Linked DNA regions of Homo sapiens: region 2 is linked to region 1. The links are chromatin contacts, found by Hi-C or POLR2A ChIA-PET in ENCODE. All regions are on one chromosome and are shown on one strand. The core of a region is the stretch at or near the end of the contact, and the rest is flanking DNA. Distances in the headings are between cores, read along the strand shown. Region 1 overlaps CPSF3 (cleavage and polyadenylation specific factor 3). Region 2 has its middle 34 kb from the start of KLF11-DT.

Evidence for each region. Hi-C counts contacts between places; a loop is a spot of excess contacts on that map. ChIA-PET counts read pairs that join two places held with the same protein, here RNA polymerase II (POLR2A). Pooled maps may share reads with other maps.
Region 2: a loop to region 1 is called in a pooled map, with 8 times the contacts of the local background. The contact joins two enhancer-like sites. A Hi-C loop is called at or near these places in 2 of 37 single-sample maps with no recorded cell type and 3 of 50 pooled maps. POLR2A ChIA-PET finds 5 or more read pairs at or near these places in 1 of 52 experiments (activated CD4-positive, alpha-beta T cell).

The regions. Positions count from the first base shown.
Region 1 is chr2:9,460,995-9,466,635 of GRCh38, reverse strand. The region is part of intron 15 of CPSF3 (cleavage and polyadenylation specific factor 3); the gene reads right to left. Among named protein-coding and RNA genes, the nearest start is that of IAH1, 11 kb to the left of the region's middle. Within about 2 kb of position 2,820, at least 3 of the 41 ENCODE cell types and tissues checked have a DNase peak (open chromatin) inside an H3K27ac peak, as active enhancers do.
Region 2 is chr2:10,006,864-10,012,454 of GRCh38, reverse strand. No RefSeq gene overlaps it. Among named protein-coding and RNA genes, the nearest start is that of KLF11-DT, 34 kb to the left of the region's middle. RefSeq lists an enhancer at 1-864. Within about 2 kb of position 1,859, at least 19 of the 41 ENCODE cell types and tissues checked have a DNase peak (open chromatin) inside an H3K27ac peak, as active enhancers do.

The DNA.
Region 1 (5,641 bases), core at 1,571-4,070:
TTCCTTTTCGGAGGTGTGCATTTATTTATTTATTTATTTAGAGACAGGGTCTTGCACTGTTGCCCAGGATGGACTGTAGTGGTATGATCACGGCTCACTGTAGCCTTCACCTCTGTGCTCTGGTGATCCTCTCACCTCAGCCTCCCAGGTAGCTGGGACTACATGCATGCATCACCATGCCCAGCTAATTTTGTGTGTGTGCGCGTGTGTGCGCGTGTGCGTGTGTGCGCGTGCGTGTGTGTGCGCGTGTGTGCGAGTGCGTGGGTGTGTGCGTGTGTGTGTGCGCGCGCGCGCGTGTGTGCGTGCGTCTGTGTGCGTGCGTCAGTGTGCGTGTGCATGCGTCTGTGTGCGCACGTGTGTGCGTGCGTCTTTGTGTGCGTGTGTGCGCGTGCGTGCGCGCACGTGTGTGTGTGCGTGCGTGTGTGCGCGTGTGTGTGTGAGCGCGTGTGTGTGTGCGTGTAGAGACAGGGTTTTAGCATGTTGCCCAAGTTGGTCTCAAACTCCTGGGTTCAAGCAATCTGCTCCCCTGTGCCTCCCAAAGTGCTGGGATTACAGGTGTGAGCCACCATGTCTGGCCTGGTGTGATGTAAATGTTTTAAAGTTGATTGTGGTGATGGTTGTACAACTCTGAATATGCTAAAAAATCATTGAATTCTACACTTTATATGGATGAATTGTATGGTATGTGAATTATGTATCAATAATGCTGTTACAAAGAGTAGTGCAGAATTTTAAAATCCTTCAGACAACACACACACACACACCCCATATATATGGATATTGTCATCATTTCATTTCATGTTCATAACAGACTTCACTTTACAAAAGGGCTATCAGAATATAATGAAGAGAAGGCAACCTTGGTGGCATTTGATTGGGATTGAACAGACTAAGATAGGAAGTGAAGGCCAGCTGAGCTCTTAGAAGGATGGGGGGCCTTAAGAGTTGAAAGCTGGGCTGGCCCAAATGTGAAAATCTCAAGTTTGGATGGGAAGAAGTCAGTTTGATAAATAATAAATATACATAACCAATTTCCTCTTTTATATATTTTTTATATATAAACGCGCGCGCGTGTGTGTGTGTGTGTGTGTGTATGATATGGGGGAAAATACCAGAAATAATCTTATGGCCTCACCTATAAACAGGAAAATATAATATAAGACTGTAATTTCTTTCTTCTTTTTTTCCCTTAGAAACAATGTCTCGCTCTGTTGCCCAGGCTGGAGTGCGGTGGTGCAATCATAGCTCACTGTAACCTTGAACTCCTGGGCTCAAGTGATCCTCTCATCTCAGCCTCTCAAGTAGCTAGGCCTGTACGTGTGTGCTACCGTGCCTGGCTAAGACTCTGTCATTTCAAAGAGACTTCAAAAATTATGATTTCTTCAATGCACTTTCAATTTCCCAGCCCAAGTAATTACTTTCTCATGTAACACTATGACTTTTTAAAATATTGTATCATGTAAGTGTAGCTTTATTAACTCACTTCTGCACTCCCACATACCTATTTCAATCTACTCTACGGAAAAGACTCAACTTGTCATTTCTCCTAAACTATTCTAGAATTCAAACCATACTTCATCTAATTCTTTTTAATTCGTGAATTTCAATTGTATATACAACTAACTACTCGCCTGTAATCCCAGCACTTTGGGAGGCTGAGAAGGGAAGACTGCTTGAGCCCAGGAGTTGGAGACCAGCCTTGGCAACATAGCAAGACCCCATCTCCATTAAAAAAAAATAGTAAGCCCAGGTGCAGTGGCTCACACCTGGAATCCTAGCACTCTGGGAGGCCAAGGTGGGCAGATCTCTTGAGCTCAGGCATTTGAGACTAGCCTAGGCCACATGGTGAAACCCTGTCTCTATAAAAATAGAAAAATTAGCCAGGCGTGGTGATGTGCGTCTATAGTCCCAGCTACTTGTGGGGGCTGAGGTGGGAGGACCACTTGAGCCCAGGAGGTCGAGGCTGCAGTGAGCTGAGATTGCACCACTGTACTCAAGTCTGCGACACAGTGAGACCCTGTCTCAAAAAATAAAATAAAGTAAAATAAAAATAAAAATATTAAAAAAACACAAAAACAAAAAACTAACCAGGTGCTAGCCAAGAAAACTATATAACAGAATTTTATACTTTAATTATAATCATTAGTTTCATTAATTACTAAAATAAGCACTTAATTGACATGTAAAAACAATCTCACAAAATATATTACAAAATAAATATCTAGGCTATGAAACTATCAAAAGAAACTTTCCAAAGTTTACGTGTGTATATATATGTATATATATATTTGCAAATTCCTGCATTAATATTTAGACAAACTCATCAGACACGAGATCATATTAAACACAGAACTATACAATCAGACAGGTATACCTGTCCTTAGTAGGTCTGTGTGTCAAAACAGGACACACACATGCTGAAAACAGGTGCCATGTAAAATAGAAGAATGTTATGGAATATAAAAACAAAATAATGTATTTTGAAAATATATAAGATTTCCCCTTTGGTTAAGAATGGGGACACATAAATTGTGGTTGGTTAGACACACACACACACACACACACATACACCACAGATACAAATACAAGTTGTGTTTCCAGAATCTGGACTGAAGTGTCAGGAGGCTAAGAAATGAAAAGGGAGAAAAATGCCATCAAGGAAGAATCGGATTGTTTCACAGAGGTGCCTTGAGAAGAGGGCAACTTTTTCTGTAAATGGCCAGATGGCATTCTAGGCTTTGTAAACCACAGGGTCGCTGTTGCAATGACTCAGTTCTGCTGCTGTAGCAGGAAAGAGGCATCAGAGATGATGAACCAGTGCGCACGGCTGTGTTTCGGTAACACTATACTTACCAAAGCAGGCGGGCTAGGTGTGGCTTGTGGGCCACAGTCGCTGACTCTGCTCTAAATGTGAAAATCCCAAGTTTGGATAGGAAGAAGTCAGTTCGATAAATAATAAATATACAGAATCAACTTCCTCATGAGCAGCATAAGTGTCACATGTACCAGTTCTTGCAATACTTGTCACCTTTGAAAGGAGCAAGTGCTACTTATTAAAACCTGTCACTTAGCCCCACGAGTGACAACTGTCCATGCTGACATATCACATACATACCCTGGATCATTATCTTAAAGTTCATCCTGTCTGTTCTCTTTCTGTCACCACTTACAGCTAATCCAACAGGAAATACTGCTGGCTTTATTAGAACACCTCCAGAATCCAGCACTTTGCGATATCCCCATGACTTCCACCCTAATCTGAGCCACTGTCTGCCACCTGGATGACTGAAGAAGCTCCCAGCTGGAGCCTCTGCTTTCTTGCTTGCCCTCCTAACAGTACTTTCAGCAAGCACCACGGCAGTCCTTTAAAAACTCCGTCAGATCCTGTCTCAGCCCCGCTCAAAGCTCTGCAGCATAGCCTCATTTTACTCACACTGAAAGTCTGAGGTCCTTACAATAGCCAACAAGACCCTATGGGATCTGCCCAACTCCAAACCCTATCAGGAAGCCCTGGGACATGCCAGAATGTCAGATCCTTGGAGGGGGCAGATCTGTTTGCTTTGTTCACTGATGTTTCCTAAGCACTTTGAGGCATGCCTGCTGGGGAGCAGGTGCTCAGTAAACATCTGTCAAATGAATGTTAATGAAAATATGCAAACACTTCATCATCCCAGAGGAATATAAAACCTCATTCTCCATAAACTACAAAATGGGGAAGAACTAAGAAACACAAGGCACCCAGCCAGCTGAACAAATGCTAAATACACGGAACACACGGAAACAGCCCAGTTCTAACCTGTCTGCAATGAACCTCTGCTGAAATGGCCACAGGCTAACCAAAGGAAGGAATGTTTTTATTATTAGCATAAGAGGGATTACTAATAATATAGTGATAATTAATTTAAATTCAATTACTGCAGATCAGAGTAAAGGTACATTTCATTTTGGACCGGAGCATTAAGAGAAATAATCAAGATAAAGGCAAACCAACCTATGACAGGTCATGTATTCCTTCCCGTATAAAACACACACGAGCTATGTGGAGATTATCTGTCATACCACAGCACCTCTTGTTTTTCAGCATCACCGCTAGGCAGAGCCCTCATCAGAACAGCAGATGACATCCTGACAACATCTCTGTGATCCCTCCTCTGCCACATGGAAAACAGGCTGGCAGAGCTCAGACACTAAACATCACCAAAGACCTTGTAGTCACACAACATCCTAACCGGCCTAAAAAAGTGCCATTTTTGCATAGAAACTTCATTTTTCAGAAAAGTATATCAATTTCTAATTAGTTGACTATATTACAAAAAAGACTTCATTTTATAAAAGGGCTATCAGAAATATAGTGAAGAGAAAGCAACCCTGGTGGCATTTGATTTGAACTGAACAGACTAAGATAGGAAGTGAAGGCCAGCTGTGCTCTTAGAAGGATGGGGGCCTTACAGCTGAAAGCTGCGTGGCCCAAAGCCCTGGGCGTGATTCTGCTCTCCGCACCTAACCCTCTTCCCCACGTCACCGTTCCTAACTTCTGTACCACTACTTACTCATGATCTTTTAAAAGATCCTCCTAGGCCCGGCACGGTGGCTGAAGCCTGTAATCCCAGCACCTTGGGAGGTCAACACAGGCGGATCACGAGGTCAGGAGTTTGAGACCAGCCCGACCAACATGGAGAAACCCCGTCCCTACTAAAAATACAAAAATTAGCCGGGCATGGTGGCACACGCCTCTAATCCCAGCTACTCAGGAGGCTGAGGCAGGAGAATCGCTTGAACCCGGGAGGCAGAGGTTGCAGTGAGCCGAGATGGTGCCACTGTACTCCAGCCTGGGCGACAGAGCAGAGACTCCATCTCTAGATAAATTTAAAAAAAAAAAAAAAAAAAAAAAAGATCCTCCTTCCCACCCTGCACACCTTTATTTTTACCACCTAAGATAAGTAAGACAAAAACAATTTTTTTTTTTGAGATGGAGTATTGCTCTGTCACCCAGGCTGAAATGCAGTGGTGTGATCTCTGTTCACTGCAACCTCCGCCCCCCGGTTTCAAGCAATTTTCGCCCCTCAGCCTCCTGAATAGCTGGCTGGGATTACAGGCACCTGCCAGCACCCCTGGCTAATTTTTTTTGCATTTTTAGAAAAGATGGGGTTTCACCATGTTGGCCAGGCTGGTCTCAGACTCCTGACCTTAAGGGATCCACCCACCTCAGTCTCCCAAAGTGCTAGGATTACAAGTGTGAGCCACCGTGCCCAACTGTAAGAGAAAATTGACAATTGCATTTTTTCTGTCAATATGTTTCTACCCCAGGATTAAGACTGTGACACTGAGCATCATGTAAGAATCTTGCGGCATTCTTCTGTGGCTTATATAAATGCGTTGTGGCTTATATATATGCACAGCTGTCTCCTGTGTTACATGCACATGGGAGGAGCCATTTCCCATGAGTTAATTCAACTAAAACAAGTTATCAAATGATGTCCAAATGATCATTTTTACAATTACTGAAAGCAAATTCAAATGCTTACCAGTGACTCAAATGAATAACAGATTTAGATTGTCTAAGTATTTATTTGTTTGTATTATAGATGCAGCATAAGAAATGAATTACAAAGTAGTCTGCTCAACTTTTTTCTCATGAAAT
Region 2 (5,591 bases), core at 610-3,109, 550 kb before region 1:
CCACCTGACCCGCCCACACACACGCCTGTCCACGTGACACGCTGACACGCACGCCTGTCCACGTGAGCCACCCATACCCACGCGTGTCCACCTGAATCACCCATATGCACACTCATATGCACGTCTGCCCACCTGACTCGCCCATACGCACACTCATACGCACACCTGTCCACCTGACCCACCCATATGCACGCCTGCCCACCTGACCCGCCCATACGCACGCCTGCCCACCTGACCCGCTCATACGCACGCCTGCCCACCTGACCCGCCCATACGCACGCCTGTCCACCTGACTCGCTCGTACGCACGCCTGCCCACCTGACCCGCCCATACGCATGCCTGTCCACCTGACCCGCTCGTACGCACGCCTGCCCACCTGACTCGCCCATACGCACGCCTGTCCACCTGACCCGCCCATAAGCAATCCTGTCCACCTGACTCACCCATACGCATGCCTGCCCACCTGACCCGACCATAGGCACGCCTGCCCACCTGACCCGCCCGTACGCAATCCTGTCCACCTGACCCGCCCGTACGCAATCCTGTCCACCTGACCCGCCAGTACGCACGCCTGCTCACCTGACCCGCCCGTACGCAATCCTGTCCACCTGACCGGCCCGTACTCAATCCTGTCCACCTGACTCTCCCACACACATGCCTGCCCACCTGACCCGCCTGTACGCACGCCTGTCCACCTGACCCGCCTGTACGCACGCCTGTCCACCTGACCCGCCTGTACGCATGCCTGTCCACCTGACCCGCCTGTACGCGATCCTGTCCATCTGACCTGCCCGTATGCACGCCAATACTGTCCACCTGACCCGCCCGTACGCGATCCTGTCCATCTGACCCGCCCGTACGCACGCCAATACTGTCCACCTGACCCGCCCGTACACACGCCTGTCCACCTGACCCGCCCGTATGCATGTCTGCCCACCTGACTCGCTCATACACACACCTGCCCACCTGACCCGACCATAAGAACGCCTGCCCACCTGACCGGCCCATACAAATGCCTGCCCACCTGGCCCGCCCGTACGCACGCCTGCCCACCTGACCCACCCATATGCACGCCTGCCCACCTGACTCACCCATACGCACACCCATAGGCACGCCTGTCCACCTGACTTGCTCATACGCAGGCCTGTCCACCTGACTCTCCCATATGCATGCCTGTCCACCTGACTCGCTCATACGCACGCCTGTCCACCTGACTCTCCCATACGCACGCCTGTCCACCTGACTCTCCCATACGCACGCCTGTCCACCTGACTCGTCCATACGCACACCCATACACATGCCTGTCCACCTGACCCGACCATATGCACGCCTGCCCACCTGACCCGACCATAAGAACGCCTGCCCACCTGACCCGCCCATACAAACGCCTGCCCACCTGACCCGCCTGTACGCACGCCTGCCCAGCTGACTCGTCCATACGCACACCCATACGCACGCCTGTCCACCTGACTCTCCCATACGCAATCCTGTCCACCTGACTTGCCCATACGCACGCCTGTCCACCTGACTCGCCCATACGCACGCCTGTCCACCTGACTCTCCCATACGCACGCCTGTCCACCTGACTCGTCCATACGCACACCCATACTCAAGCCTGTCCACCTAAACCGACCATACACACGTCTGCCCACCTGACCCGCCCATACAAACGCCTGCCCACCTGACCCGCCCGTATGCACGCCTGTCCAGACTCGCCCACACCCACGCCTGCCCACCTGACTCGCCCACATGCACGCCTGCCCACCTCACTTGCCTGCCCACCTCACTCGCCCATACGCACGCCTGGCCACCTGACCTGCCCATACACATGCCTGTCCACCTGACCCGCCCATACGCACGCCTGCCCACCTGACTCGCCCATATGCACGCCTGCCCACCTGACTCATGCAGTTTGAGATGGTGCCCCGCATGGATATAGATTCCCAGGTACTTGGCAGAGCTTCACAGCCTGGCGTACTCAGGCCTCTAGAGTAAGTGGCCACCAGAGTAAGTGGGTCCTTGAACCTCAGCCCTCATGACGAATGACATTCAGGGAAAGCTGGGAGCACCGGCATGGTGTGGGGCTGGGGTTTCTGAGGCCTGCAGGCCTTGGGCACGACGAAGGCTCTGGTCCCACACCTGGCCCTGCTCAGGGGCACAAGGCCCCATGCCTGCTCTCCAGTGTGGCCCGTTAAACCCAGAGCAAGAAGAGGGAACGGGGTGGGAGTCTGCCAGCGACATGTGACTCATGTAAACTTCAGGGGCCTGGAATGATCTGGAGGCCAGAGCTGGAAGTAGGGGAAAGGTCGCAGCGTCGCGCCAGCTGTGGGGCTGTGGCCAAGGCCAGTGGGAGAAAGGTGGCCGGTGGCCAGCCGGGCCAGACACCCATAGGCCAGCCCTGGCCTGGCCGCCAGCCACCTGGGCCAGCTACACAGACCTGCGGACAGGCCTGGCCGGCTTCTGGTCTCTAGGGCAGGTGCAGACCAGCGTGGGGAGGGAGGGCCGTGGAAAGAGGAGGCCCCATGGTGGTGCCTCCCTCCTCCTGCTTGGAAAGGCTCCTCCAGGCCCCAGCCCTTGCTGTCCCAACAGGAGGGCATTCTGGGGCCATGCCAGGGTGCGATGGCTGAAGGGGAGGAGTTGGCTGGACAGGGGTCTGGTGGCTGTGGGGCCTCCCCATGGGGCCCCTGCTAACCGTCCGGCCCTCCTCACCCATGGGCAGGGGCTCATAGAGGAGAGAGGCAGAGGCAGGAAGGAGAGCAGCGGACTGTGCTCATCCCTCAGCTAGGCCTGTCCCCTCCAGGCTGCGGCCAGGACCGCACAGCCCCCACCGAACACAGGTGCGGGACGTCCGCCAGGCTTCTAGATTGTTTCCAGATTGCTGCTGAGTTTGTTTCAACAGCAGATGCGGAAGCCCGGCTGCTGCCACCGCATCCCAGTGCCCTTCCAAAGCCACCTGCTGCGGACAGAAGCAGTTTCATACACAGAGGATTCCAGAACAACCAGAGGCGAGCCCTGGACAGGGAGAGCAGGAGGGGCTCTGCGCACGGGCTTGGCTGGCAGTCGGTAGGTGTTCACCAGGGCAAGGGCAAGGGGGGCACTCTTGCCGGGGAGCTGTGCAGGCAGAGGTGGGCAAGGGCAGAGCCGTGTCCACAGGGACCCACTGGGAGCTGCCATCTCACACAGAGACAGGGTCCTGCCAACTCTGGATGCAGGCAGACTGGAGCTGGGGGAAGCCAGGAGAAGGAGATGGAGACAGATGTTTGCAGGTAGAGAGAGATCCAGGTCATCTTTTCATGAAAAAACCCAGCTTCATTGAGATATAATTCATATACAATGAACTGCACCTACTTCAAGTGTACCATTTGGTAAGTTCTCCCATCTACACTCCTGAAACTGTCCTCACATCAGATACCGAACATCTCCATCATCACCCTCAAAGGGTTCTTCAAGCCCCATTAGATACTCCCTCTCTCCCGCCCCGCCCCCATCCCAGGCAGCCTCCCATCTTTCTGTCGCCATAGATCAGTTTGCATTTTCTAGAGCTGTAGATGAATGGGTCACGTGGAATGTGTTCTTTTGGTCCGGCTTCTTGAGTTCCGCAGTTATTTTGAGATTCGTGTCTCTGTGTGGTCGTGGTTTGTTCCTCTCTTGCTGAGTGGTATCCACTGTATTCTTCAGCTCCTGCGGGAGCCTTGAAAACCAAAAGCCACAATCACATCAACACCCAGCAGCCTGGAAGCGCCGGGAGTGGCAGATCGGGGTTGGAGCTCCTTCGAAGGCTTAATCCTGAGAACTGTCGTTATTTCGCCGTCTGGCGGTTCCCTGGAGAACCCTACTTGCAAGCCTGCCCTCATTTGACCTGCCTGGGAGCTCCCCCCGTAAGAAAAGCCTTTTTCTCAAGGGGATTTGTCAAAAATGATGTGGAAGAAATTGCCTAATTTCATGGCTGAGGAGGCACATGGCCGTTGGAGCAGACACTGGGCTCACCAAAAGGCTTAGGAGGAAAAACTGGGCGGTGAAAAGTGCAGAGGTGCGTTCAGAGGCTCCAACGTGTTCCCGGGCTCCTAGGAGGCCGTGCACGTTCCCAGGCACCCGGGAGGCTGTGCACATTCCTGGGCTGTGGAAGTGCTCAGCAAGGACCTGGGGCAGCTGAGATCTCACCTCTGGGTGACCTTGACGCTCTGAGCAGCAGAAAGTGCAGGCTAGGGCAGAGATGCTGCTGGTCTGGCTGAGTGTTTAAGGTACCCCCATCACCCCACAGAGCCCTTGGCAAGGACTGGGAAGCTCTGGCGTCGAAGGCCATCTCTGTCCAATCATTAGCCACCCACCGCACTGCTGAATGGAGTTTGCAGGGTCCACACACAACACAGAAAGCAGACTCCAGAATTAGTCCAGAGAAGTCACTAACCAAACAAAACTGCAGCCACAAAACCTGGGTAAAGGGAGAATCTGATTTCCACAGTAGCCACATTATGTTACCTAAAATGTCCAGTTATTAACAAAAACTTACCAGACATGCAAATAAACAAAAAATTATGGCCCATGCACAGGGGAGAAATCAACAGAAACCTCCTGAAATATCCCAGAGACTGGATTTATTAGACAGAGACGTTAAATCTGTTGTTTAAAACATGCTAAATAAACTAAAGGAAAGCATGTCTAAAGAATTAAAATATGAGGACGATGATCTCACTGCATAGCACCTCTGCGTCTGCAGGCCAGAGCCACCCCACCCTCCAAAAGTTGCCTGCAAACAGCTACCAGATTAGAAATCGGTCTGAGGAGGCACTAGGAGCCCCCTCAAGTCCAAGGGAGCTGGAATGAAAGCAGCAGTCAGCCTGGCCTCCGAGGAGGCGGTGGCTTCAGGCAGAGGGGGCAGTCCTCAGGCACTGTTGAGCTGGGCACACCCTGCTTTAAGGATAGATCCAAAAGAACAGAAATGACAAAGAGCCCGGCGCAGTGGCTCACATTTGTAATCGCAGTCACTCAGAAGGCCGAGGCAGGAGGATTGCTTGAGGCTAAGAGTTTGAGACCAGCCTGAACAACGTAGTGAGAACCTGTCTCTCCAAAATAATAATAATAATAATAATAATAATAGTAATAATAAGCTAGGCTTGATCCTGTAGTCTTAGCTACTTGGGAGGTTGAGGCGGGAGATCTCCTGAGCTCAGGAGTTCATCAAGGCTGCTGTGAGCTATGGCCACGCCACTGTACTCCAGCCTGGGTGACAGAGCGGAAAAAAAAAAGGGGGGAGTTGGGTATTGGGTGTGGGATGGAACCTGGAAAGGCACAGCCTTTGTACACCGTGCAGGGCTCTGGGGACAGTCGAGAGATTGCCACTCTGTCTGCTGCTGTGACGAGTCACTGCCCACAGCCCTGGGGATGACGATCCTGCCTGGTCAGCCCTGCCCTGTCTGCCTGAAGGTGCCGGAGCAGCCTGAGGGCGGGGTTCTCCTCTTGTTTGGTCTCTCCCTCAGGGGATGCTTCCAGAGGGGCTACTGGTCTCAGGAGCAGCCTGGCAGCCTGGCAGCCTCACCCCCAGCCTGCATGGCCCGCAGGACATTTGCTTTCTCTTATCAAGACCAGCCCTG